Regions from separate parts of the Homo sapiens genome. Here region 2 is linked to region 1. The links are chromatin loops, found by intact Hi-C in ENCODE. Cell type or tissue: A673. All regions are shown on one strand. Each heading gives the region's core, and the rest is flanking DNA. Links, peaks and the distances in the headings are about the cores only.

The links. Hi-C counts contacts between places; a loop is a spot of excess contacts. Peaks named below come from ENCODE experiments on the same cell type or tissue, not always from the same donor. Only the 100,000 strongest peaks of a DNase experiment are listed, where the experiment ranks them.
Region 2: a loop joins it to region 1, with 7 times the contacts of the local background. A loop is called at or near these places in 54 of 110 quality-filtered maps.

What each region holds. Positions count from the first base shown.
Region 1 is chr5:136,245,300-136,254,369 of GRCh38, reverse strand. TRPC7 (transient receptor potential cation channel subfamily C member 7) reads left to right here. Exons shown (of 12, transcript NM_020389.3): 6 at 2,488-2,721; 7 at 6,635-6,899. All of the region lies in intron 1 of TRPC7-AS2 (TRPC7 antisense RNA 2), which reads right to left. Among named protein-coding and RNA genes, the nearest start is that of TRPC7-AS2, 23 kb to the right of the region's middle. RefSeq lists a silencer at 2,783-2,983 and an enhancer at 2,666-3,166. In A673, for the core only: a CTCF peak has its summit at 4,510 (motif pointing left); a DNase peak (open chromatin) is centred at 4,489; H3K27me3 peaks cover 5,018 bases.
Region 2 is chr5:136,420,829-136,429,898 of GRCh38, reverse strand. It overlaps the pseudogene HNRNPA1P13. Among named protein-coding and RNA genes, the nearest start is that of TRPC7, 60 kb to the right of the region's middle. In A673, for the core only: CTCF peaks have their summits at 4,620 and 4,820 (motif pointing right); a DNase peak (open chromatin) is centred at 4,858; H3K27me3 peaks cover 5,007 bases.

The sequences.
Region 1 (9,070 bases), core at 263-8,262:
CCCTAACAAGAGAGTCAGCCTGCCCTACACAGCTTTGAAACCAGGCACTGATGTCTACTCTATAGCTCTGAAAGTTCTAAATGGCATCTTCTTTCAAGATAAAGCTGTTTAATCTACATCAAAAATCCGTGGTTTACTGTAGCCACTGTTATCAATTATCTTAGCTAGATCTTCTGATAACTTGTTGCAGCTTCTGCATCAGCACTTGGTGCTTCACCTTGTACTTTTATGTTATGGAGATGGCTTCTTTCCTCAAACCTTATGAACGAACCTCTGCTAGCTTCAAACTTTTCTTTGGCAGCTTCCTCACCTCTCTCAGACTTCATAGAATTAAAGAGAGTGAGGGTCTTCCTCTGGTTTGGGCACTGGCTTAAGGGAATGCCATAGCTGGTTTAATCAATCACTCATGAGTTCACTGGAGTAGTACTTTTAATTTCCTTCAGTAACTTGTTCTTTGCATTCAGAACTTAGATGTCTGGCACAAAAGGCCTAGCTTTTGGCCTATCTCAGCTTTTGATACACATTCCTCACTAACCTTAATCATTTGTAGCTTTTGATTTAAAGTGAGAAATGCAATGCAACTCTTCCTTTCACTTAAAAGCTTAGAAACCATTGTAGAACTATTAATTGGCCTAATATCAATATTGTTGAAATACTGGGAATAGGAGGCCCGAGGGGAGGGAAAGACAGGGAAACAGCAGGTCAGTGGAGCAGTCAGAACACACAAAACATTTATTGATTAAGTTTGCCATCTTATATGGGAGTGGTTCATGATACCCCCAATCAGTTACAATAGTAACATCAAAGATCACAAAGACCACTGGTCACAGACCAACCATAATGAATATAATAATGAAAAGGTTTGAAATATTGTGAGAATTACCAAAATATGACATAGAGACCAAAAGTGAGCACGTTATTGGGAAAATGGTATCAATAGACTTTCCCAACACAAGGTTGCCACAAACCTTTAATTTGAAAAAAACACAGTCTCTGTGAAGCACAATAAAGCAAAGTGCAATAAAACAAGGTATGCCGGTAATTTAAAATAATTTAAATAGTAATAATTTAGTAATCAGTAAATGTGAAGGTATAGAATAGCATTATTCAATAGAAATACAGGGCAAGCAACAACCATGAGCTATATAATTTTAAATGTTCTAAAAGCCATATTATAAAGACAAATAGGTGAAATTAACAACATACTTAACCTATCATATCCAAAATATTAATCACTGCAACATGTAACTGATGCAAAAAATTATTAATGAGATACTTTACATTCTTTTTTCATAGTAAGTGTTTGAAATCTGGTGTGTACCTTACATTTACAGCACATCTCAAACTAGACACATTTCAAGTGCTCAGTATCCACATATGATTGGTGGCTATGGTATTGGACAGTACAGGTCTAGAAGGATACTCATCAACTATTAGCTCAGGCTACCTCACAGGGATGGCTTAGAGCAGCGGTCCCCAACCCCTGGGCCGCCAACTGGTACCAGTCTGTGGCCTGTTAGGAATCGAGCTGAACAGCAGGAGGTAAGCGGTGGGCAAGCCAGCATTACTTCCTGAGCTCCAGCTCCTGTCAGATCAGCAGCGGCATTAGATTCTCATAGGAGCCTAAACCCTATTGTAAATTATGCATGTGAGGGATCTAGGTTGCCATCCTATGAGAATCTCATGGCTGATGATCTGAGGTGGAACAGTTTCATCTGGAAACTATCCCACCCTCCACCCCCACTCCAACCCCACCCTGTGTTAAATTGTCTTCCATGAAACTGGTCCCTGGTGCCAAAAGGGCTGCTGGCTTAGAGGAAGGCTGGGGAAACTAGTAACATTTTGTTTATATACTTCTATATTGTTTAGTATGTAACAATGAGGACATATATCTTTAAAATCCAATAAGTTATGAAAGAGTAAGAAAAAATCTAATAACCCTAAATTAATGCTCATGACACAGAAATACAGAAGCATTCTAATCTGGGATTTAAAAACAAAACAAAACAAAACAAAAAACTGGGTTCTATGTCCAAAAAAAACCATAGTTCTAGGTTCTTGGGGCATTTCTGTAGAATTTGGGGCATGGAGTGGGGGGACCTTCAGAAAGCCCTTTACAATTCCTGGACCTCAGTTTCCCTATATTTAATTTAGGACTAATTGATTCTTTAAGTTCTTAAAGTTCTTAAAGTGTATAAATGTCAGCAACTGTATTTCTCCTATATTCCCTCCAAGAATCTATCAACGAATGAAAACTCTCTCCTCACTTGCAGAGACAGTGTGTTCGTAAGCACAAGGCCAAGTCTCTGAGTCTCCTGGGTCTAAATCTGCCTTTGAAAACACGTTTCTGTCTGCCTCTGGCTATCGACGGTCCCAGCTCCAAAGAGCTGATATTTACATTTGTACTCTGGTTCCCTCCATGACCTCATGCGGTCACAAATGCCAAGAGAAACGAAAAGTGAGCCTGGCCTTCTCCTTCTCCCACAGGAATGATTTGGTCCGAATGCAAGGAAATCTGGGAGGAGGGGCCACGGGAGTACGTGCTGCACTTGTGGAACCTGCTAGATTTCGGGATGCTGTCCATCTTCGTGGCCTCCTTCACAGCACGCTTCATGGCCTTCCTGAAGGCCACGGAGGCACAGCTGTACGTGGACCAGCACGTGCAGGACGACACGCTGCACAATGTCTCGCTTCCGCCGGAAGTGGCATACTTCACCTACGGTGAGTCGGAGAGTGCTTCCCCTACTCCATTTTGGCGCTTCCGGGACGTGGGCCTGGTGCTTCACTGTGGCTGGTGAACTTGTAACGCTATTTGTAATCAAGTGGCCCATGATTTGTAACACAGCCGACTTTGGCAGTTCCACTGTCAGTGCAGAGCATCCTTTCCACCTCAAAAAAACCCTTGGTCCTGGAAGTGTAGCCAGCAGAATAGAACGTGGAATTAGTGACTTTGAGAAATGAATCTTTTTGTGTTAAGGGTGAATTTGTTTCTGAAAGGCCCTTGGGAACATTTCTGTAGTTTGTTTGTTTTTAAGAAACGTCTTGTTTCTGATGTGCATCCAGGAGCGCTAAAGGGATATGTATATGCGGAAGAATTTTCCTTCTATATTGGATCCCTGTGTTTTGTGCAAAAATAAATCCTGCTTTCCTAGTTATTGCTTGGTGGCAAGATACATTCTTAGAAGATACCTTAATTACCTTAATTCTTGCAAAATGCAAAGGCTTACAGTTTGATGTAGTAGATTGAGACTTTAGGAATACTAATAATAGTTATAACATATGTTTATTGAGAACCTACTATGTGCCAGGAATTGTGTAGACATTTTATACACACAATTCTAATTCTTGCAAATAGCCCGGCAAAAAAGGGTCCTTCTTTTGTCCCTATTTTAAACATGAAGAATCAGGTTTTTATAGCAGGGCTTATAATGTTTCCAGAAAATACAGGATTGCCTTGTATAGCAGGGAATCCTGGCCTGACATGATTTGAAAATCATGCTGAATAGCATAGTGGTTATGTCCCCAAGCTTTGGAGTAGAAGAGACCTGGATTCAAATCCTAGTTCGGTAGTTTACTGTGAGATCTTGTTTACTTAACTTTTCTGAGCTCTTTTTTCTCATATGTAAAACAGAGATAATAATACCTACATCAAAAAGTTTGTTTTGAGGGCTGAATAAAATAGTGTATGTGAAGCGCTTTGCACTCTGCTGTGAAAATAGTAAATGCTCACTTAATGGTAGCAGCTATTATCTGCTTACTTATTTTAAAATAAGTTATGTCTTACTACTACCTTTTGGGTCATTTTCTTGTTCAAACACTGTAATTTCTGTACTGAAACAGAAAGATGTTGAAAGTTGAAGGAACAGTAGATACTTGTTAACAGTAAAAAGCAGCTGGACACTTAGTAGGCAATTGCTAATGGTAGCTACAACATCTTGAAGGGATTGAGTGTTGAATGTCCCTGTTACATGAAGCCAGATGGCTCCGGGACCACAGAATCTTTATGGTAAGATACAACAATGATTCTGTGGTCAGGTACAACAATGATCTGCAGAGGGTTGTTCGCTTAACGCAAAAGTTGAGTAACTGCCCGTTTTCAGTGTAGATTATGTTACATGTAAATGTGGTAGGGAAATCTCCATTGAGAAATGGAGAGTCTTGTAGTATTACAAGTCATCCACCCACCCACCCTCTGCCATTTTGGGGTTTGGCAAATTCAGACTTTCTTAAAGCAAAATAGCTTGGATATTATCCTCTGTCTTGTTAGGGTTCATCAAGGAAGGAAGAGAGAATATTGATGCTGCATTATGTACTTTTCTTAATGCCAGGATTCAGGCTGCAGTATTGTCCACTTCTGACTTCTGTTGCTTTATGGGTTGTATTAAGGTCTCACCCAACCCAAAGCATAGTACGTTATTGCTCTTGTATTTGCGGTTCACGCTGTGCCCTTGGAAATCCTTTGGATTTCTGGCTTAACTTGTGCTCCAGTTACAGGGCAGGAGAGCCCTCTTGTGGCCAGCTGGACGGTGGCTCCTTCCAACCTCTACAGCACCAAATGCGCAGATAACAATTTTTCAGGTTGTGATAGGGCAATTTTTCTCTTGGAAATAGCTCTAAGGAGAAAACCCCTTTGTCCAAATCATCACAGTGCTGTTCATTCTACACTCATCACAACTCTTTACAAGTCAGTTGAAATATAATATTTTTCAATATAAGTCCTGACCTAGTCACCAGGATCTGACAACAGCTAAATCTATCTGAGTAGATTATAAGAGTGTCTTGTTATTGTGACTGAGGTTTAAGATGGTGAGCTAGAGGCCGCAGAAAAAAAGAATTCCTTTTTGCCTTCTGTTTAACGGGAGAAGTTATGTCTTATTTTATCTTATCCAAATATTTATCCATAGAAGATGACAGATATATTGGAAAACATGTAATTTATTCTGCTTACTAGTCTTTCATGGTTTTTTGAGGTATGACCTTGATGAGAACATAGAATCTGTAATGTTATTATATTTCCAAATGCAATTTAGAATCACTCCATGAAACTTTGTGGCCTGGCTTCCTTTACTAAAGGTTTCTTACTGCTCTCTATTATTATAATTATTTAACAGAGTCTAGTTTTGAAAATAAAGAATAAAAGCCTTCCTCTTCAATCTCCCTTGGAATGCCACGAATTGCTATGTAATATCCTTGCTATCTGCATTTACCGGTCTCTGAAAAGGACCCCATACCCTAAATCCAATCTTAAAAATGGCAATAATGATATCTACTCTACAGGGCTGTTGTGAAAATTACAGCTAATGTAAGTGTAAGTGCTAATTTAGGTTTCTCAATGCTTCTCAATTAATATTTCACTCAGCATTTCTCAATAGGGACACTATTAGCTTTTCCAGCAGGGCAGTTTTCATTGTACAGATCTGTCTGGAGCATTGCAGGACATTAGCATCCCAGTAGTACTCCTATTCAGTCACTTTGACAACCAGAGACACCGCCACACATCCTCCATGAGAGAAGTGCTGCCCTCACTTGAGAATCACTGACATGTAATAGACAGCTGATTCGTGATAGGTGCTGCTCCTTGTACCATTAGAACTGCAATAGGAACACTTTGCAGGTTTGCTCTGCAGCAGAAATACCCATAGGAGAGCTCAGGCCCTTGTGGTCACAGTGACCACAAGCAGAGCCTTCCCAGCTCAGGATCAGTCCTAGGACCCTTGCCTACCTGGAACAGGGCTGTCGTGGCAAACCTGCCTGACTGGTCACCACTTTGGGGCCTTAGCTTAATCAAGGAGCAATATCCCAGCACACAGTACCTGAGGAACAAAACCCAAGAGTATTTTTTCAGGCAAGATCCTTTAGATTCCTGGTCCCCATGTGAGCTTATTTGTTCTGACCTGTGTCTGGTCTAAACTTGTGGTTAAAAGTCTATTCAGTCATTTGACAAACACTTATCTGTACCTGCTGTGTGCCAGACCCTGTGCTGAGCACTTTACATGTATGATTTCATTTCATCCTCTCCACAGTCCTGTGAAATGGATATTATCCATAATTTAGAGAGGAGGAAAATAAAGCTCAAAAGGTTAGTTAGTTGTCTCTCAGAGTCATGTGGCCAGTAGGTGGATGGGCCACATTCAGCCTCAGGGATGTCTGACTCCCAAGTCCATGCTCTTGCCCATCTTATTCCTCGCGCTGCCTCCCCAGTGAGTGGGACAGCTCCTGAGCATGGAGCTAAACACTGGTGAGGGAGACAGAATAGCAAGTGGCCTGGTGAGTGCCAAGACATGGAGGGTGTACAGGATACAATGAGAGCACAGACGGAAACTGGGAACCTGCCCAGCCCGTGGTGGGGGTAAGGGGGATCACAGAAGGCTTCCTGAAAGAGGTGATGCCTGAGCAGAGTCTTAGAGGAGGATTAGGAATGAATCATACTTCGAAGTGAGAGAAGAGTGTTCCAGGCAGATGGTCCAGCACATTCCAAGAGGGAGGGTGGCAACTTCTGGATATTGGGATTAATTTAAGGACAAGGACAAGAATGGCAAATGATGCAGTTGGAGACCTCTAAAGATGCCTAACTGGTTTCTCTTCTAGAATAGATCCTGTGGCCTCGTGAGTAACCCAGATTGTTTTCTTTTAGCCAGGGACAAGTGGTGGCCTTCAGACCCTCAGATCATATCGGAAGGGCTCTACGCGATAGCCGTCGTGCTGAGCTTCTCTCGCATTGCATACATTCTGCCAGCCAACGAGAGTTTTGGGCCCCTGCAGATCTCGCTAGGGAGAACTGTGAAAGATATCTTCAAGTTCATGGTCATTTTCATCATGGTATTTGTGGCCTTCATGATTGGGATGTTCAACCTGTACTCTTACTACCGAGGTGCCAAATACAACCCAGCGTTTACAACGTGAGTATCTGAGAGCTTTCCCCTGAGGTTCTCCCTGGGCTTCCTGGGAATCCTTGGGAGTCTCCTGAAGGTGGCTTCTTGCAGAGACTGCTGTTTCCTTGCTATCTCTCAAGGTTAAAGGCAACTTTATTCAAGGGTGGTTTAGAGTTCAGGTTCTGGAGTTGAACAGATGAGTTGAGTTAAATCCTCACTTTGCCACTTACATTTCGTGTGACCAGAGCATGTTCCCATTTAGAAAAAAAAAAATCACATGTAGGAATGCTACGTTTTCTAGGATTTGACATTCTCAGCAATCAGGAATTATTTCATAAATGGAAATTTCATAAATGGAAAGACCACTACTAAAAACAGAATGCCATTAATATAATGTTGTCTTTTGTTTCCAAAGTTGATAGACTAGAGTGATGTGAAAATAATAATAAAAGCGAGATATTTTGTGGTGGTAAACTTTGGGGGTAAAGTTAGGACTGCAATCCATGAGTTATCTCAGGGTAAACAATGCAGCAGCAAGCATGCTGGCGAGTATTCTTGGGGCCAAGGGGAAATGGGTTAACATCTCTGATACTTCATTTTCTTGTTTTTAAAATGGTGATAATAATAGTACCTTCTTCATAGAGATTGTGCAAGGATTCAGTGAGATGATGTAACTCACGTAGTAAACTCAATATGTGGTAAAAAAAATTATTCTTACTGTTATTATTGTCTTAGCCTGTGTTGCCTAGAAAACAGAACTCTGGGTAAAAGTTGCATGCTAACACTTTATTAGAGTGAGGGAGTTGCAATCTAAGGGAAATAAAACTGAAGGAAAAAGGAAAGTGAAGAATGGGAAGAGGGGAAGCAAGTACAAAGTGCTGCTGCATGAGAGGTGTGTGAAGTGAAGATGGGGAAAGCAAATCCAGGCAGCTCCCTGGCCACTGCCCACCAGAATACACAGCATGGGCATGATGGACCTCTCCAGGGGGACTATCTGGAAAGACCACATCTCAGAATAGCCCATCAGGCTGAGAATAGAGAATTTATCATCCAGATCAGTCCCATCTGCTGTCTCTCATTAGTCACTCCATAGGACGTTAACTCACCTACACTTCCAGGGAAGCCCTGGGGAAGCCATATCCACACAGCATGGGAGGCAGGTCTGCGAGTGGTTGCAGGTCACTGCTCTCCATGCCTGGCTGGGCAAGCCAGGTCTTGTGTGTGGACACCCAGCAAGTCCTGCAGCATCATGTGCCTCTGCAGCAGGAAGGAAAGCCCATGTGAGAGAGGCAGGAGGCATGCAGCCTGAGCATGAGGCAAGACACTGAAATTGGGGTCCAGAAGTAGCTGCTAGGGGTGCTCCAGAAAGCAGGCAGAGTAACACAATGGCATGCACATCCCCCACCGTGGAAGTGGTGATGGAGCTCTCTAAGCCTGTGTCCACAAAGATCCAAAGCTCCTCCCCTGGGGATGGGCACGGGGCAGGATGCCAGATAGTCTCCTGGAGGGCCAGCCATCGGTAGCACCGAGAAGGGTCTAGTGGAAGAGTGTGGAAGACCTGAATATACTTCCTGACACAGGCATATACTGGCCGGTGAACTTAAGTCATTTGATTTATCTGAGCCTCTGTGTCCTCGTCTATAAAATGAAAATAAGGTTTCCCACCTTATTCACAAATACCTTTATGGATAAATGAGGATGTTTACATAAAGTGCCTGAAACACAGAAGTGTTTCCAGTCCATGTCCTGCCCCAGACCCACTCAGTTCCAGAACTTCTCCTTGCCTTCACCAAGCTCTTGGCCAAAGTCTTGAAAGGAGGATAGTCAGGTTTTCAGCCTTGTGGAATCCCAGCACAGCAGCCAGGATCAATGGGGCTAAGCACTTCCTGACACTTGTCCCCAGGAAGCCCTGAGTGGCCTAGAATGTCAGTTTTCCAGCTAGTAGAAATGGCTCTGATCCCTGCCCCTCAGACTCCCTGAGCAATTTCCAGGTTGCAGCAGGGCCTCATCTTACTCTTCTGGAGAAATCACCCATTAAGGTAAGATACTTGTCTCTGAGAACCAAGTACAATGAATTCTGTGCCACTTAGCTCAGAATTATGGACTGCGCTGCCCCACCCAGCTGAAACTACCTAAAAGAGTGGGACTCTGGTGCTGCTGAACCACAGAAGCTGTTACTCCCTGAAGCAAAGTAGTTT
Region 2 (9,070 bases), core at 810-8,809, 170 kb before region 1:
CTCTGACTCTCCTCTCCTGCTAAGCTGTTTCCTGGCAGTAATGAAAATCCTCGGACACTGCCATAGCTACTGCTGCTACTGGAACTGGCATAGCCACCTTGGTTTTGTACTTTGGCAAAGTATTGGCATCTACCACCACAGGGGCCAGACCTTCTTCCTCCAAAGTTTCCTCTCTTTATGCGTCCAAAATTTGAAGACTGATTGTTGTAATTGCCAAAATCATTGTAGCTTCCACCACCTCCAAAATTGCTTGCATCATTACCATATCCATTATAGCCATCCCCACTGCCACCATATCCACCACCACCAGGGCTGCCACCAAAGCCACCATGACCACTGAAGTTCCCTCCATGACCAAAGTTGTCATTCCTGCCAAAACCACCTCCACGACCACCACCAAAGTTTCCAGATCCACTTTGACCTCTTTGGCTGGATAAAGCACTAGCCATCTCTTGCTTTGACAGGGCTTTTCTTACTTCAAAGTTGTAGCCATTCCCACAGGATGGTATTTCTGAATGACAATCTTATCCACAGAGTCATGGTCATCAAAGGTTACAAAGGCAAAACCCCTTTTATTGCCACTGCTTCTGTCAGTCATGATTTCAATCACTTCAATTTCCCCATACTGTTCAAAATAATCTCTGAGGTGATGTTCTTCAGTGTCTTCTTTAAAGCCACCAGCAAGTATCTTTTTTACAGTTAAGTGGGCACCTGGTCTTTGAGAATCTTCTCTTGAGGCAGCTCTCTTTGGTTCCGTGTTTCTTCCATCCACCTTGTGTGCCTTGCATGCATGACTGCATCCACTCCTCTTCCGCAGTGGCATATGTGTCAAACCCAAAGCCCCTGGAGTGCTTGGTGTTTGGATCCCTCACTACCGCACAGTCCGTGAGCGTTCCCCATTGCTCAAAATGGCTCCTCATACATTCATCGGTTGTTTCAAAGCCCAACTCTTTGATGGAGAGCTTCTGCAGCTGTTCAGCCTCTTTAGGAGACTCTGACTTAGACACAATGACAGTCAGAAGAGGGACTTTAACAATATTTCCTCAGTGTCATCCACAGGCAGAAAGCTGTTTACCTTTTAAACGGTAAATGGTAGACATCCCATGGGGAGAGACATGAACTACATACAGAGTAAAACCATTTATACAAGGAAACTGACCCCTATAAATTAACAAGGAAACTAAATGAACTAGAAAGAACTTCCTATGTTTCCCGAGTTTCAAAAAGGAGTCTGTCCATCTGATACTAACCAAAGTCATAAATAAAATATTAGCAAATGGAATCCAGCACTGAGTTTAAATAATGAAAACTGATGTTAATGGCAGAATGTTTCCATGGTAGGAAATGCATTAATATAATTAATCACATCAATATATGGAGAGATAAAAGGAAATGACAGTTTTGATCATGGCAGAGTAGCTTCTACTGAGTGACTGAGATAGAAGCTCTGACTGCGGTGAGCCCAAGGGTGAATTAGATGAGGAATTGAGACAGCAGTTATAGAAGAGTCTTTCCAGGCTTGTAGGAAATAGCATAGGAAAGAGAGAGATGGGGTAGGAGCTTGAGACAGTGCACAGGGACAAATGATAAGTTAGGGTATGTGCCTTTTCAAGGTTTAAATATTAGAACATATTTATAGCCTGCAAGATAGGTGTCAATGTTGGGGGAATGTGTCAATATTAAAAAAGGGGAGGGGAAGGGAGGGGAGAGGAGGGGAGAGAAGGGAAGGGAAGGAAAGGGGGTGAACCTTCCAACTCTCAGTGAGTCTGATAAGGGGTTAAGAGCACAGACTCTAGAGCCAGACTGATGGGTTTGCATCCTGTCTCCATCATTTACTAGCTGCGTGTGACCTTGGGCAAAATACTTAACCTCTCTCTGCCTCATATACTCCCCTGCAAGGTAAAAATACTAATGATGCCTTCCTCATAGAGTTGCTATAGGATTAAATGAATTAATATTTTATAAAGTGCTTAGAACAATGTCTGGCAATATCTGTCAAATAAAACAAATAAAATATCTGTCTTCTACTAATTAATTATTTGTACTATTTGTTATTAATATTACCAGGTATAGAAAATGTATTATTGTATCTATTGTAGAATAGAAATTATTCCTTTCTGACTGGGTACAGAGAAAAGGATGGCAACAGGAATTGAAAAGATGCCAGATAATTAGAAGAAGAGTTGAGATCAAAGGTTGCCCATGCCACCTATGATCATCATGGAAGAGAGGCCGGATTCCCCGGAGTGTTGAAGGTGATGAGTCAGCCAGAAATCCCCAGATCCCACTCTGCCCCAGGATCATGTTGGCCATCATAACAAAACAAGGAAGGAGTGTGAAGGAAGAAGAAGTCAGAGCAGAATAAAGTGGCACCTGGGGTGAAGAGAGAGCCCAGGAGAAGAGCCAGGTGGTTAAAGAAGGACCTCCATGTTTGTTCCTTTATGCTTCCATATTATTTGAATCTTTGATAATGAAAATATGTCAATATAATATTTAGGCAGCTAAAAGAATGAATAAAGTGCAAGATGTAACTATCCAGGGAAAGCGAGAAAGGGCACACAGGAAGATCTCCCTGTATTGTTTTGTACAGCTGTATGTGAATCTATAAGTGCATCAGTAGAAATTTCAATTTAAAAAAAAAAATGATAGTGTGTTCTTGGGGGGAAAAAAATCCCTACACTGTCTTCCTCACTGTAATCTCAACCACCACATCAGGGGGACACAGGAGTATATATTTTATATGTAGAAATTAAAATTATGACAAAAGGCACACTTCTGTCTGTGCATAATATATCATGGACCAGGCAAAGTGACTGAAGCAAAGGATATTCTGACAGGCGCTTGAGGGGGAAAGGCCGGCAATCAGCCTCTCAAGGGCCTGTGAGAATATCCTTTGCTTTGGTCTCTTTGCCTGGTCCATGTGTTTTTTTGGGTTTTGTTTTTGTTTTTTGTTTTGTTTTGTTTCGTTTTTTAGCTCAGAATGTTGGTGTTGTCAGTGTGCTAAGAACTGAGCAGCATGTAAAGGTGGACAAACAGGAGCCCAGTTCACAGTATCGACAGATGAACACATTTGTCATGTGTTCATGACAGCACAACCTAGTCACTAAGAACAGGGGTTTTATTAAAAGGCAACCTTTAGATTCTAATCTTTCTACTGCCACTTACTACCTGTGTGGCTTTGGGCAATTTTCTAAACCTCTCTGGGCCTCTATTTCCTCATCTGTAATAATTAGACTATTACTGTATCACCTTATTTGAAAGAAGAAATGTCGGGAGTCTTCATGATAAGCATGGCAATTAACAAGTATGTTGATATTGACTACTCTCAAAACTTTTTGAAGATAATAGTTAAGGAACAAAGGATGTATTACATGCAAGCCCAAAGAAAACAGAGTAGGCAAAAGGGGAGAGTGGCATCAACAAGATTTTTGGAATATCGAAAATTGCTGAAGTAACAAAGTAACAGACCAGACTGAACAGAGGAAGTTGAAACCTAAAAATGTCTACCCAGACTTTCTTGTAAAATCCAAGTATAAAAGAATTAAAAGGTATTTTGGCAATCAAGGTTCTCTCTTTAAAATGGGACCTAAGACTCAAAGAACAGCAACTTGCTCAGGGAGACATGGCAGCAAGAAGCAGAGCTGGAACGAGACCAGATTAGATCATGACATGCCAGAGAGAAGCAGCAGCATGTGCAAAAATATGGGTGCAAAGTGTGACCAGTCATGCTGCAAACTGCAAGTCACTTCATTTGGCTGGAGTAGCAAGGGCATGAAAAATACGAAGAGGAAAGGGGCCTGACTGTACTGTGGACACCTGTTACACACTGTTTAACCATTACTAGAACCCAACCAACAACCAGCTCTGGAGTCTTTCTGGGGGAGCCTGAGCAAGATACTGCAACCCACTGAGCCGTCTTCCTGGTCTGGCTGCTGATGACCTAACTCAAATCCTAATGCTTTGCCATTAGGTATTTCTTCTTCCTTGATATGATATCTAAGCAGGAATGTCCGGTGCACTGACCAAAGTCAGGATCTTCTGTTTTTCCTAGTCTGGGGCTATAGAAGTCTGCAGGAAGATTACTGAGATGGGAAGAAATGAAGAGGGAAGAAAGGAACTAGATGGAGCACTTCAGCATCTCCACAGCCAAATAACCTTGGCAGACTGTTTGATTTTTCCAGAAAGTATCTGCAAAGGCAGAGACGCACTGCAGAAGACAGCGACATGAAGGAGGCCACTTTTGATATCTTGAAACTAGTGGAGGTTCAGAATGAATTTGCTGCTCCTCTGGCCCCAGGTGACAGAGCTGTTGGAAGCCTGAACGGAGTTCAGCAAATTAATCTTGCATATTTTATGGGTCCTGAATGCTGCATTCCTGATGTTGATTACCGACTCCACCAGTGAAGGGGGGATTTGTTTTATGGTGATTTCAATTACAGATAACTGTTATACCCAGAATCACACAGCAGCTGCTTGTAAACCAGAACTTGATATGAACGCAGGCTGTCGAAGGCCAAGGACTGCCCAGAACATGCTTTTAATTTAAAGCTGATGAGAAATAGCTGTTTCTAGAGAAAGAAGTTCTGTTCTTTTCATGTTTTGTGTGCTTTGAATTCAGTATAACACAGAAATGAAATATGACAGCATTCATGCTTAATGCGCCTTTCTGGTTTTCTACTGGGGATAACCGGGATTTTAATATTGTTATCTGGTGGGCAGAGAGAAATGACCTAGCAATCCTGACACCCCCAACTTGGATTCTCTGCGTTATAGAATAGGTTCCTGGCTTCATGCAAGGGACTCGGGAGGATGCCTATGCATGACACCTAGAAACACCAGGGGGCGCTGCAGGGTGGCAAAGGGCCTTCAGGCATGCAGGCTGTCTAGGCAATGAAGGCCTTTTTCCTTGTCATGCTTGGCGACTGAAAGACAGCCTTCCTCTGCTTAAGCCACCAATGTGTGCATAGCCAAGGGCAGCAGGCTAAGCATCTCCATTTGAGAGACCAAGTCTCAGGCAAGTGGTAGCCCCATCGCAGAGGCCTAGAGCATCACAACTGCAAAGGAGCAGGCGTTTAGTATAACCCGGCATTTCACTGAGGGGAAACTGAGGTCGTGGGGGCAGGTCAAGGTAACAGGAAATTGGAATCTCACCTTGGACTAAAATCAGACTTCAGTGCTAATTTCAGAAACCCATTATTTTCATTTTCTTACTGATTCCTCATACCAGAGTCTGAAAAGGCAAAATGTTTGAACCTTTCATCTCTTACATTTTCCATCAAATCATCTTGAAGAATGCCACACTGTTGGGTTCTCTTTTCTGTTTTAAAAACCTGGTGGTCAGCCCTGTAGGTATCCCGCCCCAGGAACAATGGTTTACAGTAAAGGAGAATGACAGACTCAGCCCTGTCACCCTCCAGTGCCAGTGTGTGTAAGTGTACAGAACAAATTTATTTCCCTGTGTCTACACTTGCATAGGTTTGACCCTGTGCACATAAGTCCTAACCCCTCCCAGCCTTTTTCTTTCTGGTCCAAAGAGTACTCCCTGCATTTTCCATTCCACAGGCCTGGCATGAATCCCACACACTAATATAATTAATTTTAATTTTTATAAAGAAAAACAACGTATTGTTGAGATTTGTGGGGATCCCCATGGAAACCAGGAATCCATATCCTCACCAACCCATGACACACATCAAAGTAACTATTTTTATACCTAAATGATTAGCATTTAAGCCCTGTTTATAGAAATCTCTCTAGCAAATTCCCAGTAATTGCTCCAGGCTCTTCCTCTCAGACCTCCTTGTCTGGCCAGACACAGCTGCTGCTTCTTCCTAGTCTGGCTGCTGATGACCACATCATCCCAGCTTTGGGATGAGGACATTTTGCTTTTCAATTTCTCATTGCACAGATTTAGGGAAGCATACATCTTCCCAAAAGGCAACTCCATTCTCCTGGAGCTGGCCATTGCAAAGGCCCATGGGCTCTGCCTCACACAGAGTGTGTAGAGAGGCTGGTCCTTGTGCACCTCCCAGCCTGTCCCCGATGGCGGGACCTGACTCATCGCCTCCACCAGGATGCTCCAGACATCTTCATGCACATTGTCTCCCAAGCCCCTCTGCACTCTTGGCCCCAGATTAGGAACATAGTCCTTCTATACCCTCTATCCAATGCCAGCAACCCTCCTGCTCTAGAATTAACTTCTTCTCAGGTTGACAATGGAAACCTCTACTTCCTCAGGAAGCCACCCGCAAGTGCACCCTGGAAAAAAAAGTCATAAAACCCAACAGTATCTGGCTTTTTACTACAATAAATAACAGCCCAAAGCTGGGTATGGTGGCTCACGCCTATAATCCCAGCAATTTGGGAGGCCAAGGCAGGCTGATGACCTGAGCTCAGGAGTTCAAGACCAGCCTGGGCAACATGGTGAAACCTGTTTCTACAAAAAATACAAAAAATTAACTGGGCGTGGTGGTGCACACCTGTAGTCCAGCTACTTAGGAGGTTGAGGTGGGAGGATGGTTTGAGCTTGGACGGCAGAAGTTGCAGTGAGCAGAGATCGTGCGTACCACTGCACTCCAGCCTAGGTGACAGAGCCAGATCCTGTCTCAAAAAAATAAATAAATAAAATAACAGCCCAAGAACTATAACAATGGTCCAATCTACCCTGCCTAAGCTTGACCCTGGTCCTGTTCATAGTCTTTCCTCACCGGAAAGAGATGAGTTCAGACAGGTGCCCCTCTCGCCCTCATCTGGTCCTAGCTCCCTTCTTCTGTCAGCAGATGCCAGAGTGAGAAGACACATGTGTTTTCTAACACTGGGCATGGGCAGGTCAAACACAGAGGTAAGAACAAAACAGAATGAAACTGAACAAGCTCCAGCTCAGAGAGGACACACTGCCAGCATTACCAGCTGTCTTTTCAGAACAGAACACTCAGAATCTCAGTTTGTAGGACTTCCATTTTGTTGTTTGGTACATGTGGGAGCTTCCCCAAGAAAAATGAGGTGGTTTTTAATTACCCAACATCTGCATGACTGGAAGCCCCTCCCAACCCCACCGGAGAGAGTGCTTGCGGAAACGTAGGAGGATCTACCCCCAAAGACAAGTTGCAGTGTTCATTCAAAAATGTGGAAATTGCCTTCAACTCCTCAAATGGCAGCATCTCCAACTTCTAAAAAATATATAGTACCTGCCATATAGTACCAATGCATACCTCTGATGCATTCAGAGGACCCTCTCAGTGCAGATACCAACATGGATGTTTCTAGGCTTCTTAATCCACAAGGGGTTCTCTGCAAATGCAGCTATGTTTAAAAAAAAATTAAGACAGGGAACAGCATGATCAAGTATTAAAGTACAGTTTTTGGTAAATTGAAGCCTTTAGGGGAAAATGATATAATAAACATGATGGCCCAACTCAGCACATCAGTTCTTTGAAAATGCTTCGATTTTTTCTTTCCAAATAAAGAAGTGGACTTCCGGACCCAAATTAGTAAGAGATAAAAACCTACTATTGTATTATGAACAGCCAAGAAAGGGTGAGTTCTGCATTCAACAATGCGCGAAATATTAAGAGGGCACTCACCTAGTTTCAGGCACAGGAGAGTAGAATCTCACCATTGAGACCACACTACCATGTGATTTGAGTCAAGGCCACCCTGTGAGCTCCACCTCTACTTCCCCTGGTGCCATCATTTCTCTGGGCAGCACCATACTACTGGACATATCAGTGGCTCTGAAGGCCCCAGTGCCAAACCCAGATGCTGCTGCTCTCTGAGAGGTCCCTGGGTGCTCAAAATCGCAAAAGATCATGAAGAGGTGTGTGGGGAGTGGCATGGTTTATATGCTCTTGGAGGCGGGGTTCCTATGCTCTCAGAGGGGCCCAGAAGCAATGTTCCTTGGTCACTTCCCTTAGAGCCCCCTCCAGCAGCCTGCTCACCACAGACCTCAGTCATCCATCAGACAGAGCACAAGATCAGAGATAAACAAGGAAGAAGGTCTTTTCATTGGATAACACTTGACACTTCTCAAGTTTGCCCTGCCTGGTTCCTCTGCCGTTAGGATAAGTTCTCTCCAGGAGGCTCCTTAGTGCCTGGTGCAATGAGAATTTCGGCTGGCTCACTTCCTGATCTAACAGATACACCAACTTGTGCCTGATGCCCAGTGGGCATTAAGCTCCATGCCCCCCAGACATAGATGACACACCAGCCTGGAGGGTAGAGCTACTATGTCTGCCCTGTGCAGTCATCCAAAATGTGCCCACACTCACTGGCCTCCTGCTTCTCATTTTAGTACCCATTTCTATCTCAGGGCATGACATCTGTTGGTGGAATTGACTATTGTTTAACGATAAGGTTCAGAACTCAACAACCAGGATGGCGAAGAAGATGGCTGGCCGCTGGGGCATCCCTTCTGCCAGCTGTTGGGACTGCATGCCTTAGGACCCTCTTCAAAGGGAGGATGAGAGCTGCTCATTCTCTTACTCCTCTCTACTGATTCTCTGTGAGCCACAACTTACATTGGTTGCTGCCTCGGGAAGAGTTGAGATCCTACATGGATCCTCACCTATATGGTGAACTGAGCACAGTGCCTGGCACACAACAAGCCCTGACCCAAGCATGCCCACTCTCCAACATGTCCATTCATCCAGAGAGCTCTTGAATTTCTTAAGCCCTCCTGGGTAACATATACATGCAGTCCCAGGCTCAAGGAACTTAGAATATAAGAGATACACAGACAAAGCTGCAGAAACCCTTACTGAGATAAATATCAGAAGACATCTTCAAGGAAAGCAACTTCCAGTGTAGCCAGAATATTCGCCTTAGTGCAAGCATAGCCACGATCCTGGGCATGTGCTTTCAGACCCTGTTTCATCCATTTCTTTGATGAATTTAATTTTGCCCCTTTTATTGATGAGATCTGGGTGCACTTTAGTTTCTGCCTGGGTTGACAAGGAAATGAGTTGATGAGGTATAATCTTCCAATAAAGAAAGTACATATGGGAGCATATGTTAGCTCCGTAAACCAACAATCTCCATTGTAACCATTGAATGATTATTTCCTATCTTTCCT